Linked DNA regions of Homo sapiens: region 2 is linked to region 1. A link is an interaction called in ENCODE POLR2A ChIA-PET data of the cell type or tissue named here. Cell type or tissue: PC-3. All regions are shown on one strand. Each heading gives the region's core, and the rest is flanking DNA. Links, peaks and the distances in the headings are about the cores only.

Evidence for each region. ChIA-PET counts read pairs that join two places held together with the same protein. Peaks named below come from ENCODE experiments on the same cell type or tissue, not always from the same donor. Only the 100,000 strongest peaks of a DNase experiment are listed, where the experiment ranks them.
Region 2: POLR2A ChIA-PET joins it to region 1 with 16 read pairs; 4 of 35 experiments call an interaction of 5 or more read pairs at or near these places.

What each region holds. Positions count from the first base shown.
Region 1 is chr1:93,650,411-93,655,786 of GRCh38, forward strand. All of the region lies in intron 2 of BCAR3 (BCAR3 adaptor protein, NSP family member), which reads right to left. Among named protein-coding and RNA genes, the nearest start is that of BCAR3, 29 kb to the right of the region's middle. In PC-3, for the core only: no CTCF peak of the experiment used is centred there; no DNase peak of the experiment used is centred there; H3K27ac peaks cover 434 bases.
Region 2 is chr1:93,746,825-93,752,200 of GRCh38, forward strand. It overlaps a transcript of BCAR3 not described here. Among named protein-coding and RNA genes, the nearest start is that of BCAR3, 68 kb to the left of the region's middle. In PC-3, for the core only: a CTCF peak has its summit at 3,399; a DNase peak (open chromatin) is centred at 3,357; H3K27ac peaks cover 3,040 bases.

The DNA.
Region 1 (5,376 bases), core at 270-5,269:
CATGTAACAGTCACTCCAGCTGAGTGATAATGAACACAGGCTATAAAGCCAGACTACCTGGTTTCAAATACTGCCTCTATCACTTACTACTGTGTGAATCTCAACACAGTTCACCATGTGACCACAACCTCTCTATGCCTCAGTTGTGTCATCTATAAAATGGGAATAATAGTACTTGTATCATAGGATAGTTGTGGAGACAGAGCAAAGGTGAAATTTATCAAAATACTTAAAACAGCACCTGGCATTAGTAAGTAATATGTGGGCATATATTAAGTGTTATAAGTGTGACCTGTGTATTAAATCACATTAATAAGGTCTTCCCCTCTCCCCAAAAAATTCGGTGATGGGCAAAACCTAACCCGATGAAACAGAACAGGAATAAAATTTGAACTTCTAATTTAAAAATTCCACTTGTGCAAGTAGAAGATGGGAAAGATGTGAAATCTGATTGACCAAGTTTAATTGTGAAATAGCAGGATACAGTTATCATAGATGCCAGTGGGATGTTAGGCTACATTGACAGAAGATTAAAAACCATGAATGAAAGGAGGTAGGAGCCATTTGTCAGAGCACATCTGGAATATTCACTTATACCCTAAAAGTAAATAAAACAGGAATAAATAGAACACTGGCTCCCCAGGACAGGTCCAGAAAACCAGCAACCAGGTAGAGAGAGAAGGTACTGAAGCCACATAACATGGGAAGAACCAAAAGGAAGAGGAACATTTAGCTTGGGTGAGAGTGGGCTTGGGGAGAAGGTAGACACAGGCTGCTTGTCAGTAACAGCTTAGGACTTCTGTATGGAAGAAGGAGCAAATATTCCGTTTAGGCACAGCCAGAGGGACCTACGGGGAGGAAGATTTTCACCTCACTTAAGGAAGTACTTTCCAAAAACTACACCATCTGAAAATGGGATGAACTGCCTTCCAAGATGGGTGTGAAGGTCCATGGTCATCTGGCAGATGGGAAGCTGGATGGTCCTCTGTCCAGACTGTTGGAAAAAGCTAGCATGTGAGAGCAGAGACTGTATCTATCTTAGGAAACAAGAAAACATTTATTGAGCATTTACTTTGTGCTAGTGATTTACATAAATTAGAAGATTTAATTTTTATAATCCTGTGAAGAAAGGGGTACTATCCTCAACTTACAGACCACAAAACAGAGGAGACTCAGCTAGGAAGAGGAGTCTGAGGTTTGAACCAGATGTGGACTACATTAGACTGTATGTCCTGGTACAATGGCCAGCAAGTTAGAGGCTCTCAGGAGTAATGGTTAAAGAAGTCGATTAGATGTACAGTTGACCATTCAACACTGAGGCTACAAAAAGGCACAGAGAAGTTGCCAGGTAACTCTCCCACTCTGGCCTTACCCCTACCCTACACTCCCTTCCCCTCCCCCTTTTATAAAAGGGAAGCCAAGAGAAGCGGCATCACATTTAGGATGCCTCCCAAGCCCGTGTCAGCACTGATCTCATCAGGCCTGTGGAAGCATCCACACCGGGTTCCCCATGTCAACATGTTAGCCCATGCGGCCACACACAGACAAACCAGCGGTGCTCTCTGGCAGTGAGGCCAAAAAAAGTTAGGCAAACTACCCAGAGAACTTCTGAGGGGGTATTTGGCACTTCCCATGAAATTATTCTGCTTTTCTTCATCTAAAACGCCTTGAGAGCCGAGAAAAGGATAAGACTAAAGTTCCCTCTTAGTGCTGCTCCCAGGTGAACCCAGCAAGGCCTGCTACGGGAGCCTTGTTCATTCTGTTCTGAAAGCAAACAGGAGTTCAAGTGTTCTCAGATTCTAGTTACAGGGCTCCAAGGGGTCCTGGATCTGCTTATTCTCCTCACCCTTTTTAGAGAAGCATGGGAAAGAATACAAGGACAGTATCATAAAACCAAGTTAATGCATTACAAATCCAAAAGCTTTAAAAAATCTGAACCAAATTAAAATTATATTTAAATGCAGAAATGCTGTGTCTACTTCTTTCCCAGCCAGCCACCCAATCGCTGCTAACCAAAAAGAAGACATTCTCCACACCCAGACACCCTTTCCAGGGAGCTAGAAAACATCACAGTTGGCCCTATAGACCGAGCCTCTAATTGGAAATAGAATATCCAATTATTTACACAAGACTGTACAGCAAACAGTTCTTGCACCACAGATTTCTATTCTCTAAGACAGATCACTAGAAAACAAACAGAGAAACTTGGCGATATAAATGAAAAGGTTTTTTTTTTTTATAATTTTTTTTGGCTTATGCCAATTATGAGTCCTCACCCTGTGATTCCATGGTGGGTGCATCTCTACTTGCAACGGAGGGTCTGGCAGGCACCTCGGCCCCTCCTGGCAGGCACGCTGCCCCACTGTGAATGGCCAACAGGGAAGCCAGCAGGGTGAAACTGGACTCCCTCATTATTTTGCTTTTAAGCTTATGAAGTTTTAAATAACATCACTGTGTCTACTCTGGTTAAATCATTCTTTCCAGCATCCCACTTTTTAAAGTTCAAACTTTAGAAATGTTTAGTTGAGTCGCAGAAATGATATTCTTACTATTTTAGTTTGTTTCTCATTAGTAACCAGATTGACAATTTCCTCCCTCTTAAAAGGACACTTGATCTGTAAGTGTTTGTTATTTTGAATTAAGAGGTCCTACTCTTCAGCAAAATTTCACTAGTACAGACCTTCTTTTCCAAGTAGTTGAAATACAGATAGGGAAGGAAGGTTACTTGTCAGTCTTAAGTTATAGAATGTTTTAAATGAATGACTGTTTACTTCTTTAATTATTGAATAAATTAATGGCTAAGAGTATTGCCAAACAAATGTTTTTAGATATAACAAAATGGAATTGTTTGCAATACTATCAATATTTCATGCAATGGAGGAATGTGAAAAGCTAGCGCCAACTACTGCAGACTGAGTAGGATAAAGGCTCCCTTTAAGCTCCACGCACACTAGCAATCTGTAGAGGTGGCACACCTCCTGTGTGCACTTGGCATGGTGTCTGTATTCCAGTTCACTGTATTGTATATTTTTTTATATATGCTCTTTCCCTCTACAGGGTGAGCTTTCCAACAGTCGTAACATGTCTACTTTACGCCCAGTCATCTCCCATAGTTCTTGTATTCAGCCCACAAACATCATCAAGCATCTATAATATGCCATGCACTAGGCTAGACAATGGAAACACAGGAACCAAACACAAAGCCCCTGACTCCAGAGAGGTTACAGCACAGGGCGGAAGACAGCTTAACAGACCCAACAAAGCTCAGGTTGGCGAGAAGGTGCCAGTGGGTGGGAAACACTGTGGAGAGGCCTCCAGGCAGCATCTGAGCTAGGTTTGGAGCACTCAGTGGGGACTTGTTTCAGTGAAGAAGCCCCACATGGGGTAGGTGGTGATGCGAAATGCTCCAGGCAACAGGAGAAGCATGTGCAAAGATATAGGGACACAAGGCAACATGGTACATTTGGGGGACTGCAAGCTGTTCAGGAGTCAATGCCACCTGAGCGCAGGCCACCATCATCTCCCGCTGGACACCTGCAATACCTTCTGCATCTCGCCAGCTCCACAATTTGCTCTCTACCCAGAGCCACGATGGTCCTTACTCAGGCTGCTCCCACCTCATCAGAACAAAACCCTCAAGTCCTCACCATGCCCTATGAGCCTGGTTGGCCTGACCCCAGCCACCAGTCCAACTTCATGGTGGCAGGCAGAATTCCTAAGACAGCCCCCCAAAATTCCTATCCCCTAGCTACTCAGTCAAAAATTAGTCTGGTGTTTAGATTAGTGCTGCTGCACAGGGATTTTGTAGATGGAATTAAGGGCTGAAGTCAGTTGATGTTACGAGACAGTGATCACCCAGGTGGGCCTGACATGAAGTATGACGGGGATCTGATGTGAGGGACCCTGCCGCTGGTGCAGTGTTATGAGAAGGCCTATGGCACAGAACTGCAAGTGGTCTCCAGGAGATGGGAGCTGCCCTCACCACCGACAGCCAGGAAACAGAGACTTCAGTCCTACAACCGCAAGGAACTGAATTCTGCCAATAACCTGAATGAGTGTGGGAGCAGATTCTTCCCCAGAGCTGACATCCTAAGTGGGACACCCTGAACTGAGACCTCAGCTGAGCTAAGCCAGACTTCTGACCTACAGAAACCGTGAGGTAATGAATGGGTATGAAGTCGCCAAGTTTTTGTTACACAGCAAAGAAAAATGAACATGCTCATTGTCTATTCCACTCTTCCATCTCAGTCACATACTGACTTTTTCTTCCTGTTGCTCAGACATGCCAAGCCTGCCTCTGCTTCAGTGCCTTGGTACTGACTACTCTTTTGCCCAGAATATTCATCCCCAGATACTCAGGGGCTTGCTCCCTCCCACCATTCAGGTCTCTGTTCACACACCACCTCCTCCGAGAGACCTTCCTTACCTAGCCTATTTAGATTTGCCCCACCACTCCCCTCTATCTGCTAATCTGGCTTTATTTTTTTCCATCATACCTGATATTATAGTAAATGTCTGTTTGCTCAGGGTCTATCTTTCCCCTGGAATACAACCCTCCAAGGGTGAGGCTTTGTCCAGTTTACTCACCTTGGTACCCTCAGTGCTTTGCACATGGCAGTTGCCCAGTGAGCATTTGCTGGATTCTTGAGTAAGAGAACAATAAACCTAAGCGCAGCGTTCGGGGCAGCAGCAGGAACAGTAAGGGGCTGGGAGCTGAGGCTGGAGAGGAGGCAGGGCCAGGTCACAAGGGGCTTGGATGCCACACAAACATGCTTAGACTTTATCATGATAGCAATGGGATTTATTGAAGGATCTTAAGCTGGAAAATAACCAGAGATTTGTGTTTTTGAAAAGTCCCCCTGCAGCAGCATGGAAATCAGATTAGCTGGAGGGCAAGATAGACTCAGAAAGCCCAAAGAAGAGGATGTTGGCATCATCTGGATGAGAGATGATGATGAGACTTGAACTAGAGTGTGGGAGGTGGGGGGATGGTGTACAGATTTAAGAAATTTTTCCAAGAATAGATAGCTCTTGATAAATGACTGGCTTTGGTGAGTGAAAGGGAAGAGAGAGGTAAGGACACCCACAGAATTCTTTCCAAGGAAACTAAGTAGATCATGCCTGGCACATGGCAGGCACTCAATCCATTTGTTAACAATGAATTAGCAAATACCTTTGCCTCCAAGCACTATACTATACTAACTTTCAAGACCACTGGGATCTGAATAAATAAGAATTCTCTTCATTACTACTTACTTCTGTGGCTATCAGTGCACATATGACTGCTGCCACACAACTACTGAATAGCAAATAAGCTCTCCTTCCCTCTCAACTGGTAAATCAGCTCTTTTAGGAGAGTCTTTCACATCCTTCAAA
Region 2 (5,376 bases), core at 288-5,287, 96 kb after region 1:
CCCACAGGTGACTGGCTACCTCCTAACTGTCAAATCCAATGGCTGCTCAGTCCTGCTCAAAGCCCTCTCTTCCCAAGGCTTCTGCAACACTCCTACTCTTCTCAATCTCTTTTTATCTTGTTTCTTCCTTCTCCGTTTCCTTCACCAACTCTTTCTCCTCTGTCCCTTAAATATTGGCTTTCCTCAGGGCTGTGGTCTTGGTCTTCTTTGTTTTCTTCATTCTTCATATTTTTAATGGACATTTATCACTCTTTATGGCTGAGCAGCCCCTCTAAACAGGTTTCTTCTTTGAAGTCTCCACCTTAAGAGTTTAGGTGGGAAGGAGAGGTAGTCTGGATACTGGTTCCTGCTTCCCTTGCAGCTAGGGTGCACACATGCAACCTTGGCTCTGGCAACCAGATGCACCTGAAAGCCACCTTTGAATGGGAAACCAGGCTCAAAAGGCATGCACTGGTAGGCTCTGTTCAGGTGAGGACTGATGCTGCTATGTCCAGGTTCTAGAAGTAGTGTCCAGTGTCCAATAGCACAAGCTGTAGTGTCTGTGCCCAGCATTGTTGCAGACAGTATAGGGGCTACCCTCTACTTTCCACAGGGATCCTTCTCTTATACTTCCAATCTTGAGTAACAGCATCACATCATCCTATTTGCAGTTGCTGGTGTCTGTCTTCACCCAATGAGATTAAACGAACCTTGAACATATCTCTTGATTTTGTCTCCTCCCCTGTGTCCCACCACCACTATGTTAGTTTAGGGTCTCATTAGTGCTCACCTGCCCTATCAAAACAGCCTCCTAGTGAGTTTCCCTGCCTCTCGTCTCTCCCATTCCATATAATTTGAGCTGCTACCAGAACTGTCTTTCCTGAATGTAAATTGGACCTTGTTACTTTGCTCTTTAGAATCTTTCAGCACCTCTCTATTGCTTTGAGGATAAAATCTAAACCCTTTAGCATGACACTCAGGTTCCATCTCCTGCCACTTCCCCCAGTGTGCTATGCTCCAGCCATACCCAACTGCTTGTGTTTCCTGTACATGCCACACTGATGAAAACCTCTAGGCTTTTGTTTACTATGATCCTGGAGAGTCCTGCCTGCTCCAACATTACCTGCCAGCAGTAATGACCCATCAAGTGCCTCTGGTCCCAACTGAGAACCAACCCTGGTGGTTCATTGGAAGGCCCTCACCTTTAGTGAGTAGAAATGTCTGCTTCCCTGAGCCCTGGATCTAATGTCCCTAGAGTAAACAGAGTCCTAGGTGCCTCCTTTCTTCCTCATTTCCTAATTCATTCATTTATTTATTCAACACTTCTTTAGTGAATGCCCACTCAATATTAGGTACTGAGCTAGGTGCTGGGATTGAGCATAGAGAGATAGCCATTGCCCATCTTGGAGGGCAGAGTCAGCTGAATGTCCACTGTTTGGGGCTAGCTTGCTTGCCTGGGCTTTTGCACTGTCTTCTGAATTCCATTTCAGTGGCCAGCTCCCCCATACCCCACTGACCAGCACCCATCTCCCTTTTTACTCTCCATTCACGAAGGGTTGCATCCTAATTGCGATATCCTTTCCTTCACCTAACTTGATCTCCAAGTCTGTCATTTACCCATCCCCAAGAACTGTTTCCACCTAGAAGCCCTTAGCACTGCACCTGACTCCATCCCTTGGATCAGATACTTTGATTATTAATGCCATTCCAGACTGGACTTCGATCGGCCATATTCAATGATCTTGTGATTTTTAATTTCTGGCTCTTCATTAAAGGGAAGTAGCCCCTTTGGTCACCATCCCTCTCAATATTATTTCTCACTGCACCAATCTTCTTTTGTCCTTACTGTCTGCACAATTAAAAGCACCTCAAATACTGACCTATATATTCTTATTGTCTGCACAATTAATAGCACTTCAAATACTGACCTACATATTTTTCCATAGTGTCGCATGGCCTGGAACTCTATTCTTGCTTGACATAATGTTGTATACAAACCTGGCTTGTTCATTGTGGACTGTGTGTATGTCTCAGCCCTCCAGCTAGATTGGGGTACATGGGAATAGGAACTGTGTCCTATGCTTCTTTTAGCTCCCAGAATGCCCAACACAATGCTGAAGACAACGAAGGTGCTGAATCAACATTTGACTGGGTCCTCAAGTAGCCTCACCACCATAATGTGCCAGTTTAGTTTTAAAAACTAAATTATCATTAAGTTTAGAATTACAAGATGATCTGCATTAACTACAGGGCATTATATAGGTCTCAAAGCAATGTTACTATATCCTTCAACAAAACAAATAATGGTATGTGTGTGGGCCCCCACACACACAAACAAATAATGGTGTGTGTGTGTGTGTGGTAATTGCATATTAATCTCTCACTATGGCTTCCAGAGCCACTAATGAAGAACATACTTGGGTTTAAGTTTTGGTTAATGTTTCTTCATGGTTTTCCCTCTTATTACCCTTTCCTCACAGTATTTTTAAAAATATAAATCATGGGCTGGCCGAGGTGGATCACGCCTGTAATCCCAGCACTTTGGGAGGCCGAGGTGGGCGGATCATGAGGTCACGAGATCGAGACCATCCTGGCTAACATGGTGAAACCCCGTCTCTACTAAAAGTACAAAAAAATTAGCCAGGCATGGTGACAGGAGCCTGTAGTCCCAGCTACTCGGGAGGCTGAGGCAGGAGAATGGCATGAACCCAGGAGGTGGGGCTTGCAGTGAGCTGAGATCGCACCACTGCACACCAGCCTGGGTGACAGAGCGAGACTCCGTCAAAAAAAAAAAAAAAAAAGAAAAGAAAATCCAATCTCTAGAAACCCAAATTAACAAAACTGAAACTAGGAAGTAAATTTGCACAGGCGCCTTTACTAGGAAATTCCCCATTCTCACATTACTTTCAAGTCAATTTAAAATAGACTTAAAGTATAAATGTTTAATTTCCACTCACCAAATCAGGAACACAAGTATTACGTAAAGCAAATTGCACCTGCACAAATTTAGTAATTTTATACTCTTAAAAATCTTCGTTCTTGATATTTGCTCAGTGAGTAATTTGCTTAAAGATGATCTTGACTTATTTTTTTTTTTTTTTTGCTTCTCCTGCTTTGGTTGAAATGTTTCAGCTTAAAGATATATGATAAATGGGGGTTTCCTTATCTTAATATGAGGCACCAGAATTGGTCTCAGTTGAAGGAATTTGTACTACAATTGAGCAAAGATTATTCTTTCAACTCCTTTGATATTTGGCACCAGACCAAAGAATCTAAAATTAGCTGCCTTCAAGAATCCAGGTGTGAGCTAAGTGGAAGCAATTCAGTTTGGCCCAGGAAATCACAGAAGTTGTTCAAAGAGCAAACAGAGTTCTGATCAGACTGCTTCCTTCACTAAAGCCAACTGCTCAGGACTGCCTCCTTCAGCAAGGAACGGAAAACCACTGCATTTCAGGCACCAGCGAGGGCATCTTGTATAAACTCTTCATCTTGTAGCTCAGGGGAATGAAGTGGCAGCCTTTCCGAGGCTGTTTCCACATCTGCAAAATGGGATTTTGCTACCTGTCCTGCTCACCACTCAAAGGCACTGTGAGGATCAAGTGAATGTGCTTTTGAAACTGTAAACATTCTGTGAGCATAAGGCATTATTATTTTCTATAGTCACTATGACGGTTTTAAAATTCTTTAACAGTCTTCCCATCCAGAGCTGCCTTCTCTTTGAATACAGACAGCTGACCTTAGAGACTCACTTACAACCAACAGAATGCCACAACTTTCTGAGGCTAGGTCAGAAAAGGTGATTCTGCTTCTGCCTGCCTGGTTCTCTTGGGACACTTGCTCTGGGAGAAACCAGGCACTGTGTTAGAAGTCTAACTACCCTGAGACCACCACGCTGTGGGGAAGCCACACAGGGAGGCCACGTGTAGGCCCTCTGGCTAGCAGTCCTAACCAACAAGGCCCTCCCAGGTCAGGCTCAAGACATGTGAGTGAATGAGCTTTGAGGTGATTCCAGGTTCCAACAGTCAAGATACCCTGGATCTTTACCCTTCCCAGATGATGCCCCAGATATCGTGGAGCAGTGATGAGTCCTCTTTGCTGTGCCATTTCTGAATTTCTGACCCGCAGAATCCATAAGCTTGATAAAAAATAGTTGGGGTTTTTCTGCCACTAAATTTGTGCTGTGTGTGATGCAGCCATCGTAATCAGAACAGTCACACTGGGTAACAATGACCATGGTAACCAAGAAACACCACCAAACGCCCGGCACACCGGCAAGCCCTGCACACTCACCTCCCTTCATCCTGACCAGAACTCAGGGAGGAAGTCATCATTTTCCCTTCACACAGTGAGGAAACTGAAGACCAAGGGGCTAACAACTTCAGTTCCATGGGGAGGAAGTGGCAGAGCTGGGGCTGATACCTCGGCTTGGCTTAACTGCAAAGCCCACCCCTAAGCTGCAGCTGACTCCTCCCATGCAGTGGGTGACAGGAAGACTGTCAACATAAACCTCTGGACTTCCACTCTGACGGCCTTTCCCTTATGCCCTCATCTATTTGGTTCCCCTGGTTCCTCTCTTTTCCCACTTGCTACCTACAATACCCTTTTTTCAAGAAAGGAATGAAGCCTCTGCATTTTCTGACCTGGGTAACTTTATACCTGGTACCAAGCTGGCCTGGTATCACCAGAGAGGTTTCCAGACTATGGCAGCAATCCTGCCATGCCTCGGGCTCAAACAGCCATGTAACTTCACCTCAGAAGCCCTGCTTTGCCTCATAAACCTTGGCCAAGCCCATCGGACCTAGTTTTCTTCTAAACTGCAGGGAGAAAATATCAAATAATTCACAGAGCAACTCATTTACACATTCCAGTCTCCAAACATGCTGTATCACCCCTTTCCTCTTGGCCCCCAGAGCCATTAGCACACTTGTGACAAATTATCTAGAAGATTCCCCACATGCTGGTGCTCTCAGCCAGCCCCACAGGCTGGCAGCCTCCAGACTGCTCCAACACAAGGGCGTGTGGCTGGGGCTGCTGCCCTGGCAAGGCCTCCCCAGCCTGGCGGGGAACAGCCATGCCAGCTTTGGCTCTGGTATCTGTGGATGCCCTGGGTTACAGATCCGCCCACATGACCCAGATAGACGCATGTGATTTTGAATGTCTTTAGGAACACAGCTGAGAATGCATCTCTTTGCTGTGCACTTGAAGGTTTGCTTTGGCTTTTCACATTTATTCCCTGGGCAGTACCACCTACACACTCATTTCATCCAGCTCTCACCCACCCAAACCTCAGACACTTCTTGCTGGCAAGAGGCCACCCTCTTCAAAGGCAGGCATGAAAGAAGCTGGGCACTTACTCCTCCACTTAAAACTGTCACTACCACAGAGTGTGAAGGGAGC